3 separate regions of the Mus musculus genome follow, and all the other regions are linked to region 1. The links are chromatin loops, found by intact Hi-C in ENCODE. Cell type or tissue: heart. All regions are shown on one strand.

What was found. Peaks named below come from ENCODE experiments on the same cell type or tissue, not always from the same donor. Only the 100,000 strongest peaks of a DNase experiment are listed, where the experiment ranks them.
Region 2: it touches region 1 in a loop (3-fold over the local background); 7 of 42 quality-filtered maps call a loop at or near these places.
Region 3: it touches region 1 in a loop (4-fold over the local background); 14 of 42 quality-filtered maps call a loop at or near these places.

Annotation. Positions count from the first base shown.
Region 1 is chr2:166,439,104-166,441,603 of GRCm38, forward strand. No RefSeq gene overlaps it. Among named protein-coding and RNA genes, the nearest start is that of 5031425F14Rik, 7.1 kb to the right of the region's middle. RefSeq lists an enhancer at 1,517-2,500. In heart, a CTCF peak has its summit at 1,531 (motif pointing left); no DNase peak of the experiment used is centred here; H3K27ac peaks cover 813 bases.
Region 2 is chr2:166,083,775-166,086,274 of GRCm38, forward strand. Sulf2 (sulfatase 2) reads right to left here. Exons shown (of 21, transcript NM_028072.5): 8 at 1,909-2,037; 9 at 612-668; 10 at 82-211. Among named protein-coding and RNA genes, the nearest start is that of Gm52534, 35 kb to the right of the region's middle. In heart, a CTCF peak has its summit at 1,375 (motif pointing right); DNase peaks (open chromatin) are centred at 537 and 1,377.
Region 3 is chr2:166,563,556-166,566,055 of GRCm38, forward strand. Gm29679 (predicted gene, 29679) reads left to right here and starts at 967. Exons shown (of 2, transcript NR_152154.1): 1 at 967-1,295; 2 at 1,386-2,500. In heart, CTCF peaks have their summits at 527 (motif pointing left), 1,145 (motif pointing left) and 2,151 (motif pointing right); DNase peaks (open chromatin) are centred at 536 and 1,136; H3K4me3 peaks cover 759 bases; H3K27ac peaks cover 1,048 bases.

The DNA.
Region 1 (2,500 bases):
TGCACGAGTGGACAGTCTATTGCTCAAACTGGACCACCTGCTTAGCACGTGGGAAAGTTAGGACTCCATCCCTGGAAACACACACACACACACACACACAGAGGTAAGCCTAGTGGTTAGGGAGGCAAGCAGACATACACTGACACGCCTAGTCCAGATGAGAGTGTGCCCTCGCCCTGCAGTCTGGGGGCCAAACAGGTGGAGTGTGCTCCAGCATGTTCAGGGAGCTGGGGTCTTAGTACAAAATAACAAATACCAGGATGTACGATGGCAGCACAAGATGCTAAGAGACCCAGGGATGGAGCTACCTGTTCAGCTGCCCCTTTGAATAGAGACCTCATATTGAACTTGCCCTCACTCAGTAAAAAGACAGTGATGTCCAAATGCTGGGCAGGGGAATGAGCTTGACCTCCTTGGTCCCCACAGCAGACCGGAGACTCTCAGCGCTGCGTGTGCTCCTGGCTGTCATTATTCAGTGCTTATGTTGCTGTCTCTCTCCTATTAGACTCAGTTTTCCAGCTCAGAGATGAAAGTGCGTCTTCTATGGACCCAGTCACAGAAAGCAGCCGAGGACAGAAAGACGGAGCACAGAGGAGGCTCCCCTCCCCTCTATCCTTCCCACCATCTCCACTCCAGCTCAGATCTGCTGGTGCGGGATCAGTGGCTGGCTCAGCTCAGCAGCCATCTTTCTAAAACAGAGCCGTGAACCTGCCATTATCTCTGGGGTCTCGGTGAAGCACAGCGAGATCTAAGCCGGCTGGCCCTTGCCTCTCCAAGGCTGCCTGGGTGGTGTTCTGAATCCAATCAAGAGGTCAGCAGCAGGCATCACCAGGGGCTAAGGGTGGTCACTGTGTCCTTTGTATCCTGATTGGCAAAACCACAAGGCCTTCCCCCAGCACCGACCTCCACAGACTTCAAATACTGTTTGACCCTAACATAACTCAACTTGAAAGAGACAGTTGGTTACAAAGTGTTTGCTTGGCAAGCCATTCAGACAGCTTAACGCTCAGCGAGAGCTCAGTTGGTAGAGTGCTTGCGGAGCAGAGCAGGGCATGAACAAACACTGTGCATGGGACGTCCCAGCACTGTACAAACTGTGAGCAGGGACACTCACTTGTAGTTCCTGTAGTTGGGAAGTGGAGGCAGGAGGATGAGAGGAATCTGAGGTCATCCTCTATTATGTAGCGAATTTGCAAACAGCCTGAGCTACACCGGACTGAGGCAAAGCAAAACAAAACAAAAACAAAGGCAGGGATCTAAAAGTGAGACATTTGGTGCTGGAGAGAGCACTCACTGCTCCTGCAGAGGACTAAAGTTCAGTTCCCAGCGCCCACAGCAGGAGACTCACCACCACTACAACTCCAGCTCCAGGGGTCCCCAGCTCCAGGGGTCCAATGCTCCTTTCAGGCATGTGCTGGCACCCAAAGTCAGGTGTGCATACACACAGATAGAAAACAAATCTTTATTAAAGAGATAGAATAAAAAGACCACTGAATAGGCTACTCTGACCCCAGCACTCTGCTGCCCCCTATAGGTCACTTTTTTAGTTTTCCAGTGTATCCCTCATTACTTTCTCCTGCGAATACAAACAGAATGGGCAGCATCACTTTCGCCTTGCTGTAAGCCTTAACTTCACCTACATCCAATGAAAACACGATGAGCGGCTTCCCATCTTGATGTCACGTGGCACTTTGCTTACATGCAACAATAATAGAACCACCTCCTATCTGTACTTTATCCATTTCAGGCTCCCTCAGGATGCCCATACCCCACTGTCTTTATTTGGTTCGGGCTTTATTTTTAATCAGCCACCCGCAGAGGGATGTTCATATTGTTTCTGTCGATGGTTCCCACCAACAAAGCTGTGATGTATGAACTCAGTCATCAGTATCTAGATTCGGGGACCCACAGGAGAAAGACACAGGCGCCAGAGTGCTGGCACAGAGACCAAGAGCGTTTGTCACTTCACAGGGATGGCCGCTGATGGTGTAGCACAATTTGGCTTCCAGAGGCAATTGTCGGGAATGTATAGTTCCTCATGGTCCTATCAGCATAGAATAATCACCCATGTTTTTTAATTTTTCCCCTTAACGACAGTGAAAGCTTTATCTCTTGTATGTTACTGGGGCATACGATAGAGATGGCTCCATGGATAGGCGCTGGCCACACAAGCGTGAAGGCTAGAATTTGGGTCCTAAAAAACCTACCCAAAACCTGAGTAGACGTGGCAGCTGCCTGTTATCCAAACACATACAGGACCAAGACAGGAGATTCCTGGAGCGGGCTGGCAGGCCAGACTAGCCCAATCAGAGAACTCCCAACTCAGTGAGCAGCCCTGCCTATGATTGAGAGTTGTGGAGGATACCTAATGCATGTGCACACATGTGCACATGGACCTGAACATACGTGTGCCCATGCTCATGAGAACATGCATATACACACACACATGTACACCACACATATGCACATGCCAAGAGAAAAAAAAAAACATATTTTCATC
Region 2 (2,500 bases), 360 kb before region 1:
TACCCTGACAGGGACCAGAGCCTCCCATGTAACCATGGCAACCACACCCCAGAGGACCCAGAAGATCCGCCATCTCCTCACCTGCCCCAGCTGTTCGCATGCTGTCTGGTACTCAGCTCGCTGACACAGGTCCTTCACGCGCTGGTACTTGGGCAGGAAGTTCTCCTCCTGGGCATTCACTTTGTCACCCTCCCTCTTGTGGAGCAGTTTGCTGAGGGAGATGCGGGGCTGGTTGAACTGGGTGGAGCCCTGGGGCAACTTGTGCTTGCCTAGGCTGCCGGCCCTGCATAGCTCTGTGGAGACCTACTGTGGAGGATGGGTGGCTGGTGGCTTGAGAGCACCTGGGTTTTAATGGGAAGTCTACAGGAGCTGTCTATCCCAGATGGCCTGAGTTAGGATTAAATGAACAGTGATGACATCGTACAGGCTCTGCCAAGTATGTTGAATGGGGACATGTGGCCTCCAGATTCGAATTCTGCATGAGCCACCCAATTGTGACAGGGAATTTGGACACAGCTCTGAGTCACCCAGTCACTAGCACAGCACTATTCAGCCTCCCACAGTCTTGTGACCACTCCTCATGGGGGTCTTCCTGCCCGGCCGGCACTCACCCTCTCTCCACCAGGAAGGAGTCTCGCCAGACCCTCAGCTTCTTTTTCAAGTGGAACCTAGAAAACAAGCAGGTCCAGCATCCTGTCTGCCGGGTTCCCGTGTCCCCAGCCCTGTCCACAGGTTCTCCATACCCTGGGCCAAGTGGCAGTCATTGAGTGACACTGGAAAGGTTTCCACACCCCAGGGACAGGGCTGCTTCTCCAAGATGTGTTCTGAATGCCTCTTTGTGGTTGAAATGGGTACAGTTACATGGGCATTTGCACGTGTGTGTGTGTGTTTGTGTGTGAGTTTTGGAGTCTCTCAGGAGCCCAGTTCTGGGCTAATGAGTGCCTGCAGGGGGTCATTTCTCCTGATCTATGAGATAACCAAGAAGTCAGACTCTTCGTCACAATGGCTATGACTTTTGTGGCCCTATTGATGGGTGGTGGGACTGACCGGGAGTGTGTTCCAGGTGTCCTGGGTGGCTGAAGGAAGCAGCAATGAAATGGGGGAAAAAAAAAAACAAAAAAAAAAAAACAGAAAGGAAGGTGGAAAGGAAGGTGGCTAGAGATGAGGAACCAGAAAGGCAGGAGCGACCCCTTGTGGTCCCCGATTCTCAAGTGTCCTGTGCCCCTACACTCTGCATGTGTCCATTTTAGACCCTTCCAGCCCCCTTCGTTGGAAGATGTACCGACCTTACAGGGCCACCAGCCACCTGTAGATCTCAGGGCTGGGCCCCCTGGGAGGAAAGTCTAGGAGAGGCTCACAGAAAGATCTGTTATCCAGGGGGCAGTTTCACTGTTGACCACAAGGGGTCGCTCCTGCCTTTCTGGTTCCTCATCTCTAGCCACCTTCCTTTCCACCTTCCTTGTTTTGTTTTCCCCATTTCATTGCTGCTTCCTTCAGCCACCCAGGACACCTGGAACACACTCCCGGTCAGTCCCACCACCCATCAATAGGGCCACAAAAGTCATAGCCATTGTGACGAAGAGTCTGACTTCTTGGTTATCCTCTATCTCTCTAGGATTCAGAGAACACAACTTTCCTTTACTGGGTTACTATGAGGGCCAACGTGCTGGAGTGCCCGGGGCACAGCACAGTGCTACTGTTAACTTTGGGCTTTTCATCCTTTTAGCTTTGGAAGGTCCTTAGCTCCAAATGGGAGGATAGAATCCCAGAGAGGGCTGGTCCTTCAATCTCTCATGGGTTAGTGGGGGGCACCTAGATCCTGATTCCAGTGGCCTTCCCAGTTCCCCGTGGTTGAGTTCCCCCTGGCTAGGGAGCCTCCTTCCCTGGGTCTCTCTTGCTCCTTCTCACCGGTTCACTGGCCGCTCTGAGTCCAGTAGTTTGAGAATAGACTTCCCGTCCATGTCTGCAGGGATGTCCAGTCCAGCGATATCCAGTATGGTGGGGGCCAGGTCAATGTTGAGGACAATGTGGGGGTTCCTGGGGAACAGAGAGGGAGTGGAAACTTGGCCACCTGGGTGGCAGCTTAGCTTGGGACAGAGGCATCTGGAGGTGAAGAGGGAGGGACATCTGCAAATGAGAGAGCTTCCATCCTGACACTCTGACCCGTAGGGAGGCCAGTTCCAGCCGGACCGTCCGGTGCTGCACTGTCAAGGTTACATGCCCTAATACTATCCTCCTCTGCCTCTAGGGTTCATGCCCGCCCTCTTGTTGGTTCTTGCTGGCTGGGCACGCACAGTCTGGCCTCTGAGCACCTGTTATACTCGACCCAGAATGATTTTCCTCGAGGCAGCCGTGTGTCGCTTTTAGCTCTTAACAAGGAGTCTGGTGACAAGCCCCATAGGCTTGGGGACCCCACTCCTGGGATCACATTAGGGTGATCCACTCAGTAGCCACCCATGTGAGAGGGGCCCGGCAAAGACTATGAGGGATGGGTTGGCGC
Region 3 (2,500 bases), 120 kb after region 1:
GCACCGGGCGGTGGTGGCGCAAGCATTTAATCCCAGCACTTGGGAGGCAGAGGCAGGCGGATTTCTGAGTTCGAGGCCAACCTGGTCTACAGAGTGAGTTCCAGGACAGCCAGGGCTACACAGAGAAACCCTGTCTCGAAAAAACAAAAAACAAAAAACAAAAACAAAAACAAAACAAAAAACAACAACAACAAAAAAATCCAATGGCTTTGGTGGCTCCTGTTTGTCATATGTAATGCCCCTGCCTCTGACTGGGAACTGCATCTGGAACTACTCATCTGACCCTTAAGCCAACTGAGTGGGTTTTTTTTTTCCCCCTCTGTAGAGTGGTAAGAGTGTCACCAAGTCACTGAGCACTGTGTCAGGTCTGAATGTCACAACTGGTTCTTCAAAGGCGTCGGGACATACGCATGTGGGCAGTTTCTACCTTCAAGTGACTCCTGAACACCCCCTGGCCCCCACTACCCCTCTGCCTTGCCTCTTAACTCTGAAGCAGGCAGGGGCTCCCTCTCAAGACAGCCTTGCCCACAGCGCCACCTGGTGGTCATAGTTCTAAATGGTTCCAGTGGTAAGTGGGGGAATTGGGGGAAGACAGTAAGCATGGTTTAGCGGCCACACCCCCCACAAGCACCTCTGTGGGTGACAAGGGTTTCCTGTGTTCTCCTGGATCCAAATGGAAGAAAGACGAAGGGCAAAGGAGAGAAGGGAACAGAAGAGGAAAGAACAGAAAAACAAACAAACAAACAAACAAACACCCAAAATCACGCCCAGAGACCCAGCACAAGGCAAAGAAAACCCAGAAAGGGCGCGGGGGGGGAGGGGCGCGGGGGGAGGGGAGGACAGAATCAAAAATAATGACCAGAGAGAGAGAGAGAGAGAGAGAGAGAGAGAGAGAGAGAGAGAGAGAGAGAGACCTAAGAAAAACCGTTGAGAAACTAACGAAAAGACGCTTATACGTCATTCGGCCTTTCAGCCTGGCCGCTTATCCAAACAGCCTAGCCTCAGCCACCCCTGCAGGCAGGCGTTGTCCTCAATGAGGGCACCTGTGGCCAAACTGTGTCTGAAGCCCCTAGGAAGGACCCTACCAGGCAACTGCTACCTCTGGGCAATCCGCGGTCCCTGGTGCCCTCTGCTGGACAGGCTGGGCTCTACATGCCTTCAGAAAGTTACTTCAGGGCCAGGCTGTCGTGAAGGAAACTGAGCCTCTGAGAGAGGTAGTGACATTCCTTCGGGCAAGCACAGGGGCTGTAGGATCAGGGGACAGAGGCAAGAACTCTAGCCTCAGAAGTCATAAGGTAAGCCCTTCCCCTCGGCTTGAAAGTCCCACCAGACGGAACACAGACACCTGCACCCGGTAGGGTCAAGTGTGCAATTTATGTTCCCAGGTCTTCTCACCAGATCCAAGGACAGCACTGGCTCAAAGTCAGACACCCTGCCTCCAGTCTCCCCGAATCATTTCTGGGGGACCTTCTCTCTGCAGACCCCGGGGCAGGATTCTTGTGGACATCTCAGAGACTCCTGGCAACTCCAACTGCGCACATCTGGAATCCACATGACCCAGAAGATTCCCCTCCCTGCCCTGAAACCCTCAAAGAAGCCCTTAAAGAGATCAGTACTGTTGTTTGAAACCAGAATTGAGAGGCAAGGCTACCTTTCCACAGAGACCCAGCGGTGTTTCGAATAGACAAGGGACGGGTGGGGACTATGAGGGACTCGTGAGAAATGGACAGAAGTGTCGGTGTTTTCCTGTATGTGGGAAATGAGGGAAGAGAGAAAGAAGAGGAGGGAGAAAATGAGGAGGAACGGAAGGAGGAGGTCACCCAGGGCTGGCCACGGCCTGCACATCAAACTTAGCCCAAGAAGCAGCTGGCTGGGCTGGACCTACAAACCCCAGCAATCCATGAAGTCCATCTTGGCCCAAGCAGATGAACACCCACAAACTGTGTGGGACCCACCTGGGCCCAGGCCTGTGTGCTCAGGATGCTCTGGCTGGCTGTATGGCATCCGTTATGATGGGCATGCTTGTGGCCAGCTTGGATTCCAGGCCTTGCTGCACTTTTAAAGACTTGTCTACTTTTCTGTATGTATGTGAGTGTCTTGCCTACATTGTATACCATGTGTGTGCCTGCTGTCCACAGAGACCACAAGAGGGCGTCTGAGGCCCTGGAGCAGGAGTTACAGATGGTTGTGAGCTGCCACGAGGGGCCTCTGGAAGAGCAGTCAGTGTTCTTACTGCTGAGCCGTCTCTCCAGGCTGTGAGTGAGGACTTTGTTTGTTTGTTTGTTTTGTTTTGTTCGAGACAGGGTTTCTCTGTGTAGCCCTGGCTGTCCTGGAACTCACTTTGTAGACCAGGCTGGCCTCGAACTCAGAAATCCACCTGCCTCTGCCTCCCAAGTGCTGGGATTAAAGGCATGCGCCACAAACACCCAGGTCGGAAGTGAGGATTTTAAGCTCCGCGTTTACTCAGATGCAATGGTCTCAGACACTGGGGCAGACAGTT